2 separate regions of the Homo sapiens genome follow, and region 1 is linked to region 2. A link is an interaction called in ENCODE POLR2A ChIA-PET data of the cell type or tissue named here. Cell type or tissue: HCT116. All regions are shown on one strand. Each heading gives the region's core, and the rest is flanking DNA. Links, peaks and the distances in the headings are about the cores only. Region 1 overlaps MED13L (mediator complex subunit 13L). Region 2 overlaps LOC105370008 (a long non-coding RNA gene).

The links. ChIA-PET counts read pairs that join two places held together with the same protein. Peaks named below come from ENCODE experiments on the same cell type or tissue, not always from the same donor. Only the 100,000 strongest peaks of a DNase experiment are listed, where the experiment ranks them.
Region 1: POLR2A ChIA-PET joins it to region 2 with 5 read pairs; 1 of 35 experiments calls an interaction of 5 or more read pairs at or near these places.

What each region holds. Positions count from the first base shown.
Region 1 is chr12:116,133,712-116,136,626 of GRCh38, forward strand. The region is part of intron 2 of MED13L (mediator complex subunit 13L); the gene reads right to left. Among named protein-coding and RNA genes, the nearest start is that of MIR620, 13 kb to the right of the region's middle. In HCT116, for the core only: no CTCF peak of the experiment used is centred there; DNase peaks (open chromatin) are centred at 1,730 and 2,100; H3K27ac peaks cover 703 bases.
Region 2 is chr12:116,504,839-116,507,753 of GRCh38, forward strand. LOC105370008 (a long non-coding RNA gene) reads right to left here. Exons shown (of 3, transcript XR_945395.3): 2 at 1,960-2,075; 3 at 171-294. Among named protein-coding and RNA genes, the nearest start is that of LINC02457, 9.5 kb to the right of the region's middle. In HCT116, for the core only: no CTCF peak of the experiment used is centred there; a DNase peak (open chromatin) is centred at 1,643; H3K4me3 peaks cover 700 bases; H3K27ac peaks cover 2,500 bases.

The sequences.
Region 1 (2,915 bases), core at 175-2,674, 370 kb before region 2:
TCAACAAACAAAATATGGCCGAAGTGACTGTATGTTAGTCTCCAAGTCCAGAGCATAAGAAACTGATAGTCTCCACATCTGCACTCAGGAAGATCACTTTTGGAGTGCAACCACCCTGCTGTGAGGAAACCTAGTCCACACGGAGCAGCCACATGTAGTTCTTCTGGCCAACTGTCTCAGCTGACATCTCAGCCAAAAACCAGCATCGACCACCAGCTATGTGAATAAAAACACCTCCCGAGGCAATCAGCCCCCAGCCTGACAGAAAGACTGCAGTCTTGGAGCCCTTCCAGTGGAGCCCTCAGACATCCTGGAGCAAAAACTACTGGTCCCTATTGTGCCCTGTCTTAAGTTCTGACCCACAGAGTCCATAGGCATAATAAAATAAACTGTTTTTTGCTACTGAGTTTTGATATTAGATGATATACATCCAGTGCAACCACTGTCCCAGGCAGAGTAGATTCATAACTCATTCACAAAAACAAAATTATTGTACTTCACACTAGTTTTGCAGTAACATAATCTGGATGATTAGTGTTGGATGATAAATCATTAAGGTAGAAGCAGTATACTGAGAGACGAACTAAATTTCAAAGGCACCCGATTTCATTTTAGAAAGCACATTATGAACAAAAAGATACAGATTCAGTGAAATGAAATGCTGAATTTACAATTTATATTACATATTAATAAGAAAATTTTTATGAGAACCCTGGTGATATAACAGGGTACTAGGACGGTCTCAGCGGTGAAGCAAACTGGCTATGTGGCTGAATTTTAATTCATGTATCTATTCATTCAGCAAGTGAATGGATATGATATCTTAGGCACTATTATAGGGGCTGAAAATTCAGCAGTGAACAGATTTTTCATAAAACTTTCATTTTAGTTGAGAGAGGCAGAGAGTAATAATTTTACTTATATAAAATTATTCAAACCCCTGTTAAATGCAAGTTAAATGCAATTAAGTCTTTTACCTTATTTACCTAAAAGACAACATGTCTTTTAACCCATGTTAACCATGTTATGCTATTTACGATGATACGCCAGTTTTAAAACAAGACCCCAAGTGTCTGACACTCCTCCCACTGAGAGGTAAGGCCTGTATTTCTTTCCCTTAAAAAATAGGATTTATGGTTGCTTCAAGGAAGGAGTAGGATGAAAGCAACACCATGTGGCCGGGCGCAGTGGCTCACACCTGTAACCCCAGCACTTTGGGAGACTGAGGCAGGCGGATCACGAGGTCAGGAGATGGAGACCATCCTGGCTAACACTGTGAAACCCTGCCGCTACTAAAAATACAAAAAATTATCCGGGTGTGGTGGCATGTGCTTGTAGCCCCAGCTACTAGGGAGGCTGAGACAGGAGAATCACTTGAGCCTGGGAGGCAGAGGTTGCAGTGAGCTGAGATTGTGCCACTGTACTCCAGCCTAGGCAACAGAGCGAGACCCCGTCTCAAACAAACAAACAAACAAAAAAGCAAGTGACAACACATAATCTCTATGGGTAGGTTAGAAAAGCCATGCAAGCTTCCATCTCATTCACTGGAACACTCGCTCTGAAAGTCCTGAGTAATAAATCTAACTCCTCTGAGGCCACTATGCTGAAAGGAAGCCTAAGTTACATGGAAAGGCTACTTGTAGGGACTCCAGTCAACAATCCTAGCTCATCCATGCCCTCACATGAGTCACAAATGTGAATAAAAAGGCCTCCAGATGATCTTGGCACCCAGCCATTCAATTATACTAGCTTTGCCAGCTGAAGGTCGAGACATCACAGTGCTGAAACAAACCATATCTATTATGCCCTTTCCAAATTCTTGACCTAAAGAACCTGTGAACATAATGAAATGGTTGCCATTTTATGCCACCAAATTTGGGGTGGTTTGTTACACAGCAAAGGATAACTGGAGCAAGTGGTAAGATCACACTATAATATAAGGAAGTAGTATTTGTTCTAAGACCTAATGCTATCAAGGAACCAGGCTCGTGAGATGAAGGAATAGCTATTCAAATAGGGAGAGGAGCAAGTACATGTCCCTAAAGCAGGAAGAAACTTTAGTATAAGTCAATCAGATACACAAAGGCTAGCTGATCAGTTTTGTGATCCTTGATGAGTTATCCAGAAACTATGTTCAGTATACACAGAAGCCACTGTGCTGCTTCAAGTGGGGCTGTTTTTCAAAGATTCCCTTTTTTTTTTTTTTTTGGTGGACAGAGTCTCACTCTGTTGCCCAGGCTGGAGTGCAGTGGCACGATCTCGGCTCACTGCAACCTCCGCCTCCTGGGTTCAAACAATTCTCTGCCTCAGCCTCCCGAGTAGCTGGGATTACAGGCACCCGCCACCATGCCCGGCTAATTTTTGTATTTTTAGTAGAGATGGAGTTTCACCATCTTGGCCAGGCTGGTCTTGAATTTCTGACCTCATGATCCACCTGCCTCGGCCTTCCAAAGTGCTGGGATTACAGGCGTGAGCCACTGCACCCGGCCTCAAAGATTCTTTTGGCTGTTGTTGTGTCTCTTGATGTTTAATGAGGAAACTGAACTAAGTGCTATGGTCCCTTCATATCTACCATGCAAATAAGTGTTTCTCAAATTGGGGCTCTAGAAAATCCTTAAGCTTAAAATTAATGCTTATTTGTGCTCATCAGAATGATCTTCTCATAACTGAGTATCACCACACAATCTCAAGGCTAATGAGAAGAGAACACAGACCAAAAAATAAGTGTGTATGTGTGTGTGTATGAGAGAGAGGGAGAGAGAGAGAAAGAACGATGCATTCACGCCAAATGAAGCCACAGTAAGTTATGCTAAAGTTTTACAGCATTTCAAACAAGAGGAAATGGTGGAAGACTTGAGTCATCACACCATCCACAGAACAGGCAAGCCAAAATTAAACAGATTTGTTTCTAAGAA
Region 2 (2,915 bases), core at 290-2,789:
GACTCCACAAGGGCAGGAACTGGGTCTAATGACGATATCAATAACACTAGCCCCAACACTAACTCCACGATTTGCTGAATGCTAAACATGCTGCATGCATCTCTGAGTATAATTTCACTTGCCTGTAAGTCTTCAGATACCCTATGATGCTCTGGACAGCCATAAGGACATAAATGTGAAGATTTTTTATTGAAAAGTGCAACTGGCAATGCTCTAGAGAAATAGATACAATTGCAACTCTCTCATTCAACCACGAAAGCTTTTCTCCACGAACAGGACTTTAACATGTCCCACCTAAGGGAAGAAGACAGTAGGATTAATGCAGAGGGCAGGTTCCACCTCCCAACCAATTTGGAACTCTAAAGGGCTGAGTTCGGAACACACTTGGTCATGTTTCCCGAAGTGTGTACTGTCATGCCTGCCTGCACAGTGTTCTATGAAAGCATTCCATGCATAATTCTATTTGGAAAATGCTTTTTGCTACTGATCCTCTTGGAGATTCCCATGCCTGTGAACACATTAAAGGCTCTGAAAAGTCCTGCTGTAAAGAAGCAGGTTTGACTTGGTTGATCCCTCCCAAATTTCCCCAGTTCATTTGTTCACAGAGCCTATGATCTCATGAACAATTCTGAACATGTTCCTGTAATATGCATTGGAAAATGCTGCCCTGGAATGTTCTCAGCCAGCTGCCACCAAGAAATGTCTGATTCCATTTGGAGACAGATCAGGCTTGAAATTGTCAGAAACTGATATTCCAAGTTTCCTTCACTCTGGTTGTATCCAAAAGATGACAAAGATGGGTTTGTAGCATGGATGGAAGCAGCACATCCTATTTCCCAACTGCTGAGAGAACACACCACGCTAATCCTTGGTGCTTTCCGAAAGAGATGATGTCATCACTGTTTAGCACCATGTGCAAAGTGCCAGGAAAATAACATGGGATCTGGGGTCAGACATACCTGAGTTCAGATACCAGTTCTACCATGGACTCACTGTGTGACCTTGGGTAGGTCACTGTACCTCTCTGAGCCTTAAAAATGGGAATTAAAGGCCGGGCTTGGTGGCTCATGCCTGTAATCCCAGCACTTTGGGAGACAGAGGTGGGCAGCTCACTTGAGACCAGGAGTTTGAGACTGGCCTGGCCAACATGGTGAAACCCCGTCTCTACTAAAAAATTAAAAAAATTAGCCTGGCATGGTGGTGCAGCCTGTAGTCCCAGCTACTCCGGAGGCTGAGACAGGAGAATCGCTTGAACCCCGGTGGCGGAGGTTGCAGTGAGCTGAGATGGCGCCACTGCACTCCAGCCTGGCAACAGAGCAAGCCTCTGTCTCAAAAAAAAAAAAAAAAAAAAAAAAAAAAAAAAAGAGGGGGATTAAAATGCCTCCCTTGAAGACTTGTTTGAGGAGCGGACATACTATACAGGGGATGCTTGAGGAGAGTTGCTACAGTATTCCTTCCAAGTTATTTACTCCTACTGAGGTAGGAGGCGGAATTCGACTCCAGAGGTGGGGTTGGGACACGGGAACAGACTGAGGACTAGTTAAAGCAGGGCCGGCAAAAGCAGCTTTCTATCAGACGCGCCCACCGGTGTGCCACGTCAATTTACCATTGCCATGGCAACACCTGGGCGTTACCGCCCCTTTCCATGGCAACGACCCAATGATTACTACCCCTTCCCGAGAAGTTTCTGCATGAACCGCCCCTTAATCTGCATGCAATTTAAAGTAGGTATAAATACGACTGCAAAACTGCCCTGAGCTGCTACTCTCTGTCTATGGGGTAGCCCTGCTCTGCGGGAGCGGTCACGGAGCTGTAACACGGCCTCTTCAATAAAGCCGTTTTCCTTCTACCTCTGGCTTGCCCTTGAATTCTTTCCTGGGCAAAGCCAAGAACCCAGGCGCTAAGCTGCACTTTGGGGCTCGCCTGCCTGGCATCACTACTGCTGCTCGGCTCACCCACCTTGGAATGGTGGAGGTCTCTCTTTGCTTCTCTCAGTTTCTATCCCCCCAAAGACTAGGAGTGCTCTTTGGCCCAGGAAGTACGTGGTCTGTGGAGTTGTAAGACTTCCAAGGACACTACAGGGAAAGAGGGCAGATGTAAAATAAAATTCGTCTGATACAGCAAAAGTCTGAATTGTAAAATCTTGGAAAGAAATGCCATCTCAAAACTTTTCGAATTGTTAACAATAAAACCAAGGCACCATCAGTCTATGAGAATCTTGTAAGTGCTCTTAAAAGTAGATAAGAAAAAGGCCGGGTGCGGTGGCTCACGCCTGTAATCCTAGCACTTTGGGAGGCCGAGGCGGGTGGATCACGAGGTCAGGAGTTCAAGACCAGCCTGGCCAAGATGGTGAAACCCCGTCTCTATTAAAAATAAAAAAAATTAGCCGGGCGTGGTGGCACGTGCCTGTAATCCCAGCTACTCCGGAGGCTGAGGCAGAGAATTGCTTAGGAGGTTGCAGTGAGCCGAGATCGCGCCACTGCACTCCAGCCTGGGCGATAGAGCAAGACTCTGTCTCAAAAAAAAAAAAAAAAAAGTAGGTAAGAAACAAAAAAAAAAGGTCAGCTGTGGTGGTTCATGCCTGTAACCCTAGCATTTTGGGAGGGCGAGGCAGGCGGATGGCTTAAGCCCAGGAGTTCGAGTCCAGCCTGGGCAACATAGCGAAACCTCGTCCCTAATAAAAATAAATTAAAAATAGGGCCAAGCGTGGTAGTTCATGCCTGTAATCCCAGCGCTTTGGGAGGCCGAAGTGGGCAGATCACTTGAGGTCAGCAGTTCGAGACTAGCTTAGCCAACATGATGAAACCCCATCTCTACTAAAAATACAAAAATTAGCTGGGCGTGGTGGCACGTGACTGTAGTCCCAACTCGGGAGGCTGAGGCACGAGAATTGCTTGAACCCGAGAGGCGGAGGT